Regions from separate parts of the Homo sapiens genome. Here region 1 is linked to region 2. Evidence: chromatin contacts called from ENCODE Hi-C or POLR2A ChIA-PET data. All regions are on one chromosome and are shown on one strand. Each heading gives the region's core, a stretch centred on a gene start or an enhancer-like site at or near the end of the contact. The rest is flanking DNA. Distances are from core to core; before and after follow the strand shown.

Region 1 (6,574 bases), core at 924-3,423, 550 kb before region 2:
TGCCATCCCCACACCGGAGCTCCTTGGAAAGGCCAGGCACTCCTTGTCCGTGGTGTTAGCTTGGAGAGATCCCAACTCTTCCCCTGTTATCCGAGTGTAGAATATCCCAGGCTCTCCCCAACCTCAATCTGGGGTAAACTGCCCAGATTCACCTCCCAGATACCCAGAGATTCCTAGACGGAAGCTCCGGACTTTTCCTCCCCCCCGCCCCACCAACCTTTTCATCCACAGCAGCCATCCAATCTCTCTTCCCCTCAACCCAGTTATCCTCACCAGATCCAGCGAGATCCTTGCCCCCAAGTCCCTAACGATCTCCTCTGCCCACTAACTCCCCAGAGCTCTGACAGCCCTGGAGATGCTTCTTCAGAGACCCTTCTCAGCCCAAGATCTCAGCCCCTCTTGTTCCCCACAGGGTTCCCTCCTCCAGGACACCCTCCTCTTGGATCCCTCAGGTCCACCTGGGCAATCTCCCAAATTCCTTGGGATTCTAGAATCCAGCCTGACATCTTCCCAGAACTGAGGATGGGCTCAGTCCTAGGACCCCCAGCTTCCCGGGCTGCTTTCATCCCTAATCATCTAGAATCCCTTGGGCTCCCCCTCCCATGGAAACCAGATCCTCCAAGATCCCATGTGGAATTAGAAGCCTGGAGGGTCTCTTCCCAGTCAGTCTTACCCCAGATTCCCCCTTTCCGGGGACTTTCATACCCATCCATGGGGCTAAGGGGCCCTCCAGCGCTCCAGGGGAGGGGCCTGGAGGGCGGCGACTGCAGGCGGGGGTGGGGGCTTTCAAGGGGAAGCAGGGTCTAGGAAGGAGGGCCAGTTCCCCAGGGTGGAGAGGTCATAGGAAGGAGGGCTGGAGATGAGTTTGGAGTAGAGAGAGGGTGAGGCTGGGGGCGGGGAAGGTAGAGAGAGGCCGGGCTGAGGATGAATGGGAGTGGGCGCTGCCCAGGTCTGGGGGTGAGGAGGAGCCGCATGAACCCACCTCACACGTGTCCCGGGAGCCATCTCTCCCTTCTCGGCAGCTCCCGGCGGGTCGGCGGCCATCGGCGGCGGGGGGGCCGGGCGGCGCGGGGCGCGGAACGCTCAGAACGCCGGGGTCCACGGCCCCCCGAGGGCGCTCGGCCCCTCCCTCCGGCGGAGGCCGGGACGGCGGCGAGTGGAGATGGGGGGCGCCGGGGGCGAGGCCCTCCCACGGGCTGCGGCGCGGCCCTTCCAGGGGGAGGTCCTGCTCTGGGAGGCTCAGTCCCTCAGCCCCCCCAGGCCAACGGGGGCTCCTTGGGCGCAGGGTGCTCAGCTTCTGCCCGGGGCCCACTCAGTCCCGGGTCCGAGTCCCAGCTCCCCTCCCCCCACCCCGCCCCGCCTCTCCCCAGCGCCCCTGGCCCTTTAACTGGCCCCTTCCCGGACCCCACTGCCCAGGGGTCCAGTGCCAGGCCTGGGCCCCCCCCACCGTTTCCGGGGTTCAAGCCCGCCCACCGCCGGTTCCCGGGGAGGGGGGGGTCGCTGTAACCTGCCCCCCTCCCCTGGGCCCGCCCCTGGACTGCGACCCCCTGCCCTACGGCTGCGAGGCGAGCGGAGGGGGAGGTGAAGGAAGCTGCTCCGGCCCCGCCCCCCCCAGCCCGCGCGCACCCCCGACCTCTCCCCCTCCCCCAAGCGCGCGACCCTCGGGAGATAGGGATTTAAATAAAATTTGAATAAATCCCCCTCCTCAAGCGGGAGGGTGGAAGGAAAGGATAGAGGGGGAGAGGGAAAGGGGAAGGGGGCAGTTGGGGTGTCTCAGCCCCCCTGGTCCCCCAGCCCCGCGCTGCTACGGCCCGGGGCCCTGGCCGCCTCTCTCATCCCTCCTCAGCTCCTTCCTCCTTCCTCCTCTCTTCCCCCCTCCCCTCCCCTCCCTCCTCCTTCCCTCCTCCTCCTCCTCCTCCCCCTCTTTACTCCCTCCTTCTCCCAGAGGAACCCCGCCCCCTTCCCCCTCCTTCCTCCACCACCTCCACTTTCCAGGACGAACGCACGCAGGGCTCGACGGGAGTTGTAGTCCTGCGGCCACTGATGCTACGGGGGAACAATAGGACGCTGGGGACAGCGGGAACTACAAACAGGACGGCGGAGGGCGTGCCCAGCCGGGAGCCGAGGATGCCGGGAGTTAGAGTCCCGTTGCCCCGAGGCTCCCAGTTGCAGAACATCGAGAAGGAGAGGGAACGATGACTACAAACAAGATGGCCTTCTCCCCCGACCCGACCTCCTTCCCAGGCACTCACACGCCCTCCTGTCCACAACCCTCCGCGTGTGTGGTACCTGACGGGAGTCGCAGTCCATCTGCTGCCTTCCCGCTGCCATTTCTACTCGTCAGGAACAATGGAAAGGTGAAAAGGAAAGAGGACTACAAGCAAGATGGCGGAAGAGGGACATACACCTGACTAGTAGTCGATCTTACGAGGTGCGATGGGATTAGTAGTTTTATAGCCTTCCAGTGTTCCTTAAGAATGGCGGAACCAGGAGGACGAGGAGACTACCGTAAAGATGGCAGGCTACCTAGCCTCTCCCGGTCTCCGCTTTCCACCACCTTGGGCACCTCGCCCGCCTGTGGTCTCGAAATCCCCCCCACCAGTGGCGCACGGCCTGACGGGAGTTGCAGTCTCCCGGCTCCCGTCTATCATCTCAAGTCGAGACAATGGAAGGGGATGGGGCGGGGCCACCGGCAAAGATGGCGGCTGCAGGGCCGGGGCGACTGCGACATGGGATGTGTAGTCCAGGCGTCTGGCCTCTTCCCTGCGGAAATGAGGGAGAGGACTACGAAAAAGATGGCGACCTCGCCCCTCGACCTCTGCGCCGGTGCCTGCTGGGAAATGTAGTTCCTTGCCGAGTCCAACAGAGAAAGGACGTCGCTGTTGAAATGTGAATCCCGGCGGACACGCCAAATTGCGAGGCGACGGAAACGGAAAGACTCTTTTCTCCTCTCTCCGCCACCGGCTTCTGAACAGCCTGGCGGGAAATGTAGTCCCAAGCTTTCACTCGCGAGTGGAGGGGAAGGATTTATGTCACCAGTGGGGATCAGTGCGGGTGGGGGAGAAAAACGTCGGGCGATCCGGGAATAAAGAATGTCCGCCTCTCCATGGGGCGAGGACTTCGCGTTTCAGGGGAGGGCCCTTAAAGGAAGGCAGCAGGAATCAGTCTTGTCGAACAGGGGGGCGTGGTTCTCGTCGAGAGTGCATTCACACTCTTGTTCCCTAGAAAGCCTGGGCACCTCCCACTCGATTCCTGCTCCTCAGACCTCCGGGAATCAGTGTCTTACAAGACGTGCGGGCTCCGGGGAAAAGGACCTGGAGTCACAGCGAATCCCCGCCCCGCCCCGGGAAGCCACCAAACCTTGCTTTTTCTCATCTGCAAAATGGGGACAATGGGGATAATGATCCCCACCTCGAAGCACAGTTGTGAGTGTTAAACAAGCCAATGTTCTTGTCACCAAAGTGCCCAACTCTGGCACGGGGCACGCGGTGGTAGATCCCTTTCTAAGGTCCCTTCCAGCCCAGCCGTTCTGGGAGCCCAGGAATCCATGATGCCGGACAGAGTTCGCTCCTGTGAGAAGAAAACTGACCCGCAGGCTCCTCCCAGATTGAACCGACCCCCGCCCCTCCTCATCGGGGTCCTCCAGCGTCTGTTACCGAGCACTGCTCCCAGGGGGCGCTCAATCTCCATTCGACTGAGGTACTACAAACACGATTTCCGCAACCTGGAGTTGGAGGCATTGCAGGCTGTCCAGCCTCATCCCCTGCCTGATATCCAGTCAGCCTTGGAGGCCTCTGCCTAGACACTTCAACTGCCTATGCAAATGGAACGGCTTCTCATCTTTCTGCCGTTTTTTGGTTTTTTTTGTGTGTGTTTTAAGGTCTTGCTCTGTCACTTGGGTTGGAGTGCAGTTGCAGGATCATAGTTTGCTGCAGCCTCGACCTCCTGGGCTTAAGCGATCCTCCTCCCTCAGCCTTGTGAATACCTGGGACTTCAGGCACGCGCCACTACACCCAGCTAATTTTTAAACTATAATTTTTTTTTGTTCAGACGAAGTCTCGCTATGTTGCCCAGGCTGGTCTCGAACTCCTGGCCACAAGTGTGCCTCCCGCCTTGGCCTCCCTAAGTGTTGGGATTATAGGTGTGAGCCAGCAGCCATACCCCTCTTCTCAATCTTCCTTCTCCCCTGGAAAACCTGCTCACTTCTGACCCCAAGACAGCCCCCTCCCCTTCCCTCTGTCTTCTGTGTTTGGCAGACCAGCCCCAGCGAGGACTTGTTGGTTGTGGTTTTTCTATCAGGGAAGTCAATGGCTGGCCAGTGTAGTGTGAAGTCCCAGCTTGGCAGAGACTTGCCCAAGGCTGGATAGGAGGCTTCTTTGCCGCTCAGGCTTTATCAGTCAGGAAATCCTTAGCCCTCCCTAGAGGATTGGCTGTCCCCTCTATCCTCACTGCTTGAATTTGGTGTTGCATGATTGATTTCTACCCTGTTCCCTCTGCTTGAGGGCTATCCTCCCCATGCCCATCTCACTTCTCCACCAAGTTCACTGTTCATCATTTACAGGTCTCTATTTATGTATTTATTATTTATTTTTCTACTTTCCCACTTTTCTAAAAGGTCTCTATTTAAATGCCACTGTCAATCCCAGCACTTTGGGAGGCCTAGGCGGGCGGATCATGAAGTCAAGAGTTCGAGACCAGCAATGGCCAGTATGGTGAAACCCTGTCTCTCCTAAAAATACAAAAATTAGCCGGGCATGGTGGAATGTGCCTGTAATCCCACCTACTCGAGAGGCTGAGGCAGCAGAATTGCTTGAACCCGGGAGGTGGAGGTTACAGTGAGCTGAGATCGTGCCACTGCACTCCATCCTGGACGACAGAGTGAGACTCTGTCTCAAACCAATCAATCAATCAATCAATCACTGTCCTGGCCAGTTGCAGTGGCTCACGCCTATAATCCCAACACTTCGGGAGGCCAAGGTGAGAGGATAACTTGAAACTAGGAGTTCAAGACCAGCCAAGGCAACATAGTGAGGCCCCATCTTTACAAAAATACAAAAATTAGCTGGACGTGTAGTCCCAGCTACTTAGGAGGCTGAGGGGCAAGGATTGCTTGAGGCTGAGAGATTGAGCCTGCAGTGAGCTATGACGATGCCACTCGCTGCATTCAAGTCTAGATGACAGAGCAAGACCCTGCTCCTGGACATACTACTAAGTGCTTTCAGCATTTCATGTGGTCCTCATAAAAATCTTGAGGGCCGGGCATGGTGGCTCACGCCTGTAATCTCAGCACTTTGGGAGGCCAAGGCAGGTGGGTCACCTGGGGTCAGGAGTTCGAGACCAGCCTGACCAATATGGTGAAACCCCATCTCTACTAAAAATAGAAAAATTAGCCAGGTGTAGTGGTGTGCACCTGTAGTCCCAGCTCTTCAGGAGGCTGAGAAAAGAGAATTGTTTGAACCTGGAAGGCGGAGGTTGCAGTGAGCCAAGATCACAGCACTGCACTGCTGCCTGGGCGACAGCGAGACTCTATCTCAAAAAAAAAAAAACCCACACAACCTTATGAGGTAGAATTCCATTTTAGAGACGAGGAAACTGGGACCCTCAATTATGCAGAATGGATGAGTGGTACCGCCAAAATTCAAACCCCAGACTCCCGAACTCATGCTCAGAACTATTACAACATGCAGAAACAACAAATCCAGTCATGTGTGCATTTAATTTGGCATAGCAACAACAACACATTTCTCAGGCAAAATGGATTTCCAGCTTCTCTTGAAAAGTCCTGAAATCTAGTCCAGGACCGTGGATTGTATTTAAAAAAATAAAAATAGAAGAAGAAAAGGCCGGGCATGGTGGCTCATGCCTGTAATCCCAACACTTTGGGAGGCTAAGGCAGCTGGATCACTTGAGGCCAGGAGTTCAAGACCAGCCTGGCAAACATGGTGAAACCCCGTCTCTATTAAAAATACAAAAATTAGCTGGGCGTGGTGGCGTGCACCTGTAGTCCCAGCTACTCAGGATCCTGAGGCATGAGAATTGCTTGAACCTGGGAGGCAGAGGCTGCAGTGAGCCAAGACAATGCCACTACACTCCAGCCTGGACAACAGAGCGAGACTCAGTCTCAAAAAAAAAAAAAAAAAAAAAGGGCCGGGTGTGGTGGCTCATGCCTGTAGTCCCAGCACTTTGGGAGGCCAAGGTGGGCGGATTACCTGGGGTCGGGAGTTTGAGACCAGCCTGACCAACATGGAGAAACCCTGTCTCTACTAAAAATACAAAATTAGCCAGGCACAGTGGCACATACCTGTAATCCCAGCTACTCAGGAGGCTGAGGCAGGAGAATCGCTTGAACCGGGGGGGCAGAGGTTGCCGTGAGCCAAAATCATGCCACTGTGCTCCAGCCTGGCAACAAGAGTGAAACTCAAAAAGAAGAAGAAGAAGAGGAGGAGGAGAAGGAGAAGAAGAAAGGAAGAAGAAGAAGAAGAAGAAGAAGAAGAAGAAGAAGAAGAAGAAGAAGAAGAAGAAGAAGAAGGAGAAGAAGGAGAAGAAGAGGAGGAGGAGAAGGAGAAGAAAGGAA
Region 2 (6,760 bases), core at 4,095-6,594:
CTTGGCCCTCTTGGGTGCCTGGAGGGTGAGGGTTGAACAAAGGGGCCCATGGACCAGTCCCTCCACCTCTCTGGGGGCAATGGATTAAGAGTCAGAATTCTTCGAGTCCCTGTTCCTAAAGCAGCCCTTTGGCCTGAGTCTCCCCTTCCTTGGGACCTCTTTGCTGAGGGGGCTTGCTTTGATTGCATTCCCCAAATTCCCGTCTGTGGCTCCTGGGTCTCCAACTCTCCATCCCCCACAATGGGTGGAAGCTTCCTTATCTTCTCAGTGTCCTGAGCCTAGCTCCTCTGAGCCTCAGACTTGCTGTGTGACCCCAGCCACTCATTTGCCCTGTTTGAGCCTCTACTTTTCTTTTCTTTTTTTTTTTTTTTTTGAGACAGAGTCTTGCTCTGTCACCCAGGCTGGAGTGCGGTGCTGCGATCTCGGCTTACCGCAACCTCTGCCTCCCGGGTTCAAGCGATTCTTATGCCCCAGCCTCCGTAGTAGCTGGGATTACAGGCATGCACCACCACGCCCAGTTAATTTTTGTATTTTTAGTAGAGACGGGGTTTCGCCTGTTGGCCAGGCTGGTCTCGAACTCCTGGCTTCAAGTGATCCAACCACCTTGGCCTCCCAAAGTGCTGGGATTACAGGCGTGAACCACAGCACCTGGCCTGAGCCTCTACTTTCTCATTTGTAAAATGGGATGGGAGTTATTGCCTGGCTGGTGCCAGAGGGCCTTAGGAAGATGGAGTACAGGAATGAATGGATCAGGCTTTGAGAGGGACTGGGCCCCTGTGAGTTGAATGTCTGGGCGGATTATCATTGATTGGATCCTTTAGGCCATCACACAGTCTGTTTTCCATCAGTGATGCCGAGAAAGAGATGAGCATCCTTTTAACTTTTTGTTGGACTGGGAACCAGCTACTTTCTTTCAAAGGGTGAGGCTGCCCTGAGGTCTAAGGGATCTGGGCAGGGGTTGGAGGATTCTCACTCACCATGTCTTCAGTCTCCGGGGGGCAAGGCAGCGGCTCCGGCTGGAAAGAAGCAAGGAGTCAGCATGGGGCAGTCCCTCTGGGGTTATATAGTCCTGCCCCAGGGAGCCCTTAACATACCAAGGTAACCTTAGCCCTGCGGGTGCCCACCCCAGATACCAAAATAGCCCAACTCAGGGCCTCTCCTTTCTTGGAGGGCTGGCAGCAGCTGGAGCCCAGCGGGGAGGAAGGGGGGAGCATGTCTTGCGATGCATGTCTCACTAGGGCCTGGGCAAGAAGAGATGTTCTTTCTCCCAAAGAGGGGCTGGAATGTGCCAGAGTTTAGAGGGGACGCAACCCAAGGCATCATTCTGGGAGATAAATGAACCAGATCCTGTACCCCTGAGTGGGGTGGGCTCAGATTTAAACCCAGTAAACGTCTGGGTGCAGTGGTTCACACCTGTAATCCCAGCACTTTGGGAAGCTGAGGCAGGAGGATTGCTTGAGGCCAGGAGTTCAGGACCAGCCTGGGCAACATAGTGAGACCCCTGTCTCCCTTTTTTTTTTTTTTAGACAGTCTCGCTCTGTCTCCCAGGCTAGAGTGCCAGTAGTGTGATCTCGGTTCACTGCAACCTCCACCTCCCCTGTTCAAGTGATTCTCCTATCTTGGCCTCCCGAGTAGCTGGGATTATAGGTGTGCCACGAAGCCAGGCTAATTTTTTTTTTCTGTATTTTTAGTAGAGACAGGGTTTCACCGTGTCGGCCAGAGTGGTCTCAATCTTCTGACCTGGTGATCCATCCACCTAGGCCTCCCAAAGTGCTGGGATTACAGGTGTGAGCCACTGCGCCTGGCCCCCGTCTCTATTTTAAATTAATAAAATAAACCCAGTAAACATGTATTGAACACACACAGTGTGCCACGTGCTAGGCTGGGCTTTGTGGATGTACTTTGGCAGACACAATCCCTCCACCCCCACATGGTGGAGTTCATAGTCAAGTGTGTGTAAGTGTGAGGGTGGTGAGAAAGAGCCATCTGTGGAAGCTGAGGGATCAGGTGGGTCTCCTACCTCCCTTCAAGGAGAGGGGAATTTTTTTTTCTTTTCTTTCTTTTTTTTTTTTTTTGAGATGGAGTCTTGCTCTTGTCACCCAGGTGGGAGTGCAATGGTGCGATCTCGGCTTACTGCAACCTCCGCCTTCTGGGTTCAAGCGATACTTCTGCCTCAGCCTCCTGAGTAGCTGGGATTCCAGGCACCCGCCACCATGCCCAGCTACTTTTTTTTTTTTTTTTTGAGATGAAGTCTCGTTTTGTTATCCGGGCTGGAGTGCAGTGGCGTGATCTTGGCTCACTGTAACCTCCGCCTCCCGGGTTCAAGTGATTCTCCTGCTTCAGCCTCCCGAGTAGCTGGGACTACAGGCGCGTGTCACCACGCCCGCCTAATTTTTTTGTATTTTTAGTAGAGACGGGGTTTCCCCGCGTTAGCCAGGATGATCTCGATCTCCTGACCTTGTGATCTGCCTGCCTCGGCCTCCCAAAGTGCTGGGATTACAGGCGTGAGCCACCGTGCCCGGCATCTAATTTTTTGTATTTTTAGTAGAGATGGCGTTTCACCATGTTGGCCAGGCTGGTCTTGAATTCCGACTTCAGATGATCCACCCGTCTCGACCTCCCAAAGTGCTCAAAGTGCTGGGATTACAGGCATGAGCCACCGCGCCGAGCCAAGAGGGATTTTTTGAGGCAAGATGCTTTGTGGTCTCAGGTTTTGTGCTGGGCCTTGGTTTCCCCTCTGTAAAAGGGAGATGTAGTTCCCATCCCACAGAACTTGCCTTATAACTAATAGAGACAGGAATGAATGCAGAAACTGACATACCAGAGCTGGTCAGGAGCCCAGAAGTGGAGGGCGCAGCAGCCCTGTCTAGGAGTATGGGAGTGGCTTCACGAGGGCCAGGGAGTCAGGTGCAGGTGGAGGAGCAGATGTGCTGGGCGGAGGGCATGGCCTGAGCAAAGGCCTGGAGAGCGGAAGATCAGAAGTGTTCAGGTGGCCAGAATTGTGATGGGGCTGGTGACCAGCCCCTGAGGGGCCTTTGCCAGGCACAGGACGGAGACCCTGGGGAACCTTGGAAAGGTTTCATGCAGAAGAAGGATGTGATCTAGTATGAGTCTAGAATATTTTCTCTGGGTACTGGTGTGGAGGCTGGAACTCAAGAGGGGAGGAAAAGACCCTAAAAGGACAGCCAGCTGGTCACTTTCTGTGAGGTGCCTTGATAGCCAGTGGCAGCTCACTTTATTCTGGCCAAGAGCCAGCTTGGCTGATTGTGTGACTTTGATGTACCCTCTCTTCTCCCTCTGGGCCTCAGTGACCCAGTCCCCTCCATGCAGCAGAAGTCTGGAAAAATAGTGGCTGAGGAAGCCCCAAGTTGGCAAGGACAACCATCTCCTTCTCCTCCCGCTCCCTCTAGGACCCGATGTCCTGAGGAAGATGCCTCCCCCTGCCCTGTCCCCCCTCCTCCAGGCCCATGCCGATACCTCTAAGACATTTTCTTTTCTGGGCACTGAGGCCCCAGCCACCTGTTGTCTCTAAGAAGAGAGAAGGAGCCACCCTAAACTTAGCAGCTGCCCTTAGCCTCCCACACCAGCCCCTCCCTGCCTCAGACAGCAGCTGCCTCGCCTTATAGGGTTACCACGGGGGTCCAGGCCAGGGAGGAGCCCACTTATTACTGGGTTCTGGGAGAGGAGGAGGACTCCAAAAAGGGGAATGGGAGGAGAGCTCAGGAAGCTTGGGTCAAACGGGAGATGGGAAAGGTGAGGAGAAGGAGATCAGACACTGAGTGGGAATTGACAGGACATGGGGCTGAGTTGGGAGTGAGGGACCTTAGAGGACTCAGAAACCAAGGAGGAGCTGAGAAGTCGGGAGCTAGGTCTCACTGGAATTCCAGGATGGTGGATGCTATATGGAAATCAGAATATGGGGGTCAGAGAAAGAAGAGGGCGTTTAGAAGTTGGAAGGTTGGAGCTCATAACGTCAGGTCTTTATGCTTGTGATCTAAGGACAACCTGGAGCGCTCATGAGATTGAGGTCGGGATTCTCAGTGGAACATGAGGAGCACAGAGGGATGTGGCAGTGAGGGGAGAGGGGTTGACGGGACTGGGGCCTTGGATCCCCAAAAGAATAGTAACACACATATGGGGAGTTCATGGTATTAGGGATTCATGGATTTGGGGTTTGAGATCCCCACTAGAAGAAATGGAGGGGGTACTCAGAGGGATAAGGTCTGAGGAACTGGAGCCTGGGTTCTGGGGAGGAGCTCAGATAGATGGGAACTGAGGAGAGGGACTTGGAGGTTGGGATTCCCGCAGGAAATGGGTGAAGCAGAGATATGGGTTGCTTATAGGATCTGGGGGCTCTGGCTATTGCCACCTGGGCCTGGAGTGTTGGGGTTAGTTGGGGGCCGAGATCGGAGAATTATAGAGTAAAGGATGAGAGTACTGGGTCAGGGCACTGGATCTGTGGTGGGGCTCAGGGTCCCACAGACCACCAGAGTGTGGGGCTCAGGAGCTGAACGAAGAATAGGGGACCGGAAAGGACTCGAGAGGGGGCAGCGCGGCACTCATTGGTTGAGGGCTGCACTAATGCCCCCGCCCCTTCTCCGTGCTGTCCCCAGCTGTCACCCTCCCATAAGGCTTGTCTCCGGTTGTCACCGACTATCCCTGGGCTGGCACCGCCTGCTGGCAGCATCTTTGCCCTTTGGATGCTCCCATTGGCTGAGACAGCTATCTATTTTCCTGTCCTGTGGCCAAAGTGGGAGAACACGATCATTGGCTGACGGGGCGAATTAATCTCTAGCTTGCCCCGCCTCCTCCCAGCTGTCATTCCTTACTGACCATTTTGGGAGACCTAAAGAATTCTTCAGCTCTTCCTATTGACTGCGGATGCTGTCTGTCACCGCCTAAATAGACATCACTGCCTGTCAATTTGACCTCCACCTGCTCCCCTTTTCATTGGCTCCCTTTTTACCATTCCTATTGGTTAAGAAGCCTCCAGGCCCCACCTCTTACTCGCACAGCCCTGCCTCCTCCTCCGCCCTTCCGCGGTCATTCACCCTTCAGTCATATTCATTGGCCAGGAGGTTCAGACCCCTGCGTTTCTATTGGTTATTTCTTTCGTCCCATCGCCCCCTGCCTTTCCTCGTCCTCTGATTGGTCTTACAGCCCTAGCTTTCTCCGTTTCCTCTTTCCAGATGACCCACCCCTTTTTCGCCTCCAGCCCCGCCCACGATTCCAACGATTGGCAGAAGCCCAGTTCTCTCTCTCCCACTATTCGTCCAAATCCTCTGACTAGGCGGGAGAAAAAAGGAGCGCGATGAGCCAGTCCGCGCGCAGGCGTGGAACGCCGAGACGCTGGCGCGGAGCCGGCTCTGCGGCGTGTGCGCAGGCGCGAGGTCGGCGGCTCGCCCCCAAGCAGGAGGGAGGGGGCGGTGGCGAGAGCGCGCGAGGGGGTGAGAGGGCTCGAGAGAGACCCCGGCGCGCGGCGCCCCCCGACCCCTGCCCCGCCTCTGCGCGCCCAGCGGCCGCTCCGCCCCCGGCGCGCGCCGAGCCGCGCCCTTCGCCCTCTCCCCTTTCTCGGCTGGCCTCGCCGGGAGGCCCGAGGGGCGGCGCCTTCTGCGGCCTCCCCGGCGGGGGGATGTGAGGGGCGGCCCGCGGCCATGGAGACGGGCACGGCGCCCCTGGTGGCCCCGCCGCGCCGTCATGGCGCCCCCGCGGCCCCCTCGCCGCCGCCCCGGGGTTCCCGGGCCGGGCCCGTCGTGGTGGTGGCTCCGGGACCTCCAGTGACTACGGCCACTTCGGCCCCCGTCACCCTGGTGGCCCCCGGGGAGGCGCGGCCCGCCTGGGTCCCGGGGTCGGCCGAGACCTCTGCTCCGGCCCCGGCCCCAGCCCCGGCCCCAGCCCCGGCTGTCACGGGCAGCACGGTGGTGGTGCTGACCCTGGAGGCCTCGCCCGAAGCCCCAAAGCCGCAGCTCCCCTCCGGCCCGGAATCCCCAGAGCCCGCGGCAGTGGCTGGAGTTGAGACATCGAGGGCTCTGGCCGCAGGGGCAGACTCGCCGAAGACAGAGGAGGCTCGACCCTCACCCGCCCCAGGACCAGGGACCCCCACCGGGACCCCTACCAGGACCCCTTCCAGAACGGCTCCTGGTGCCCTGACCGCCAAACCCCCGCTTGCCCCCAAGCCGGGAACCACAGTGGCCTCAGGAGTGACTGCACGGAGTGCATCAGGACAAGTGACAGGTGGGCATGGAGCTGCCGCAGCAACATCAGCATCAGCAGGACAGGCTCCTGAGGACCCCTCAGGCCCTGGCACAGGCCCCTCTGGGACTTGTGAGGCTCCGGTAGCTGTCGTGACCGTGACCCCAGCTCCGGAGCCTGCTGAAAACTCTCAAGACCTGGGCTCCACGTCCAGCCTGGGACCTGGCATCTCTGGGCCTCGAGGGCAGGCCCCGGACACGCTGAGTTACTTGGACTCCGTGAGCCTCATGTCTGGGACCTTGGAGTCCTTGGCGGATGATGTGAGCTCCATGGGCTCAGATTCAGAGATAAACGGGCTGGCCCTGCGCAAGACGGACAAGTATGGCTTCCTTGGGGGCAGCCAGTACTCGGGCAGCCTGTGAGTACCAGTGGGCACCCAGCGGGACCGCCTCGGGGAAGCAAAGGTTGGGGGAGGGCGAAACGAAAACGATACACTTTGCCCAGACTCTGGCAGCCCAGCCTCCTCTGAGGATCCACGGGGTGATCAGCGCGAGCTGCCGTGTCTTGA

The links. Hi-C counts contacts between places; a loop is a spot of excess contacts on that map. ChIA-PET counts read pairs that join two places held with the same protein, here RNA polymerase II (POLR2A). Pooled maps may share reads with other maps.
Region 1: a loop to region 2 is called in a map of B cell, with 28 times the contacts of the local background. The contact joins the promoter of FBXL19-AS1 here to the promoter of TBC1D10B in region 2. A Hi-C loop is called at or near these places in 3 of 168 maps with a recorded cell type or tissue (B cell, CD4-positive, alpha-beta T cell and naive thymus-derived CD4-positive, alpha-beta T cell), 4 of 37 single-sample maps with no recorded cell type and 17 of 50 pooled maps. POLR2A ChIA-PET finds 5 or more read pairs at or near these places in 1 of 52 experiments (Panc1).

The regions. Positions count from the first base shown.
Region 1 is chr16:30,918,868-30,925,441 of GRCh38, reverse strand. It overlaps FBXL19-AS1 (FBXL19 antisense RNA 1), which reads left to right and starts at 2,173. Exons shown (of 1, transcript NR_024348.1): 1 at 2,173-6,123. It overlaps FBXL19 (F-box and leucine rich repeat protein 19), which reads right to left and starts at 1,870. Exons shown (of 11, transcript NM_001382779.1): 1 at 983-1,870. RefSeq lists enhancers at 1,952-2,111, 2,152-2,241, 1,864-2,831, 2,272-3,091, 2,832-3,800.
Region 2 is chr16:30,369,078-30,375,837 of GRCh38, reverse strand. It overlaps TBC1D10B (TBC1 domain family member 10B), which reads left to right and starts at 5,344. Exons shown (of 9, transcript NM_015527.4): 1 at 5,344-6,610. The coding sequence starts at 5,655. MYL11 (myosin light chain 11) reads right to left here and starts at 1,036. Exons shown (of 7, transcript NM_013292.5): 1 at 978-1,036; 2 at 1-18. The coding sequence starts at 980. RefSeq lists silencers at 5,459-5,748, 5,839-5,918.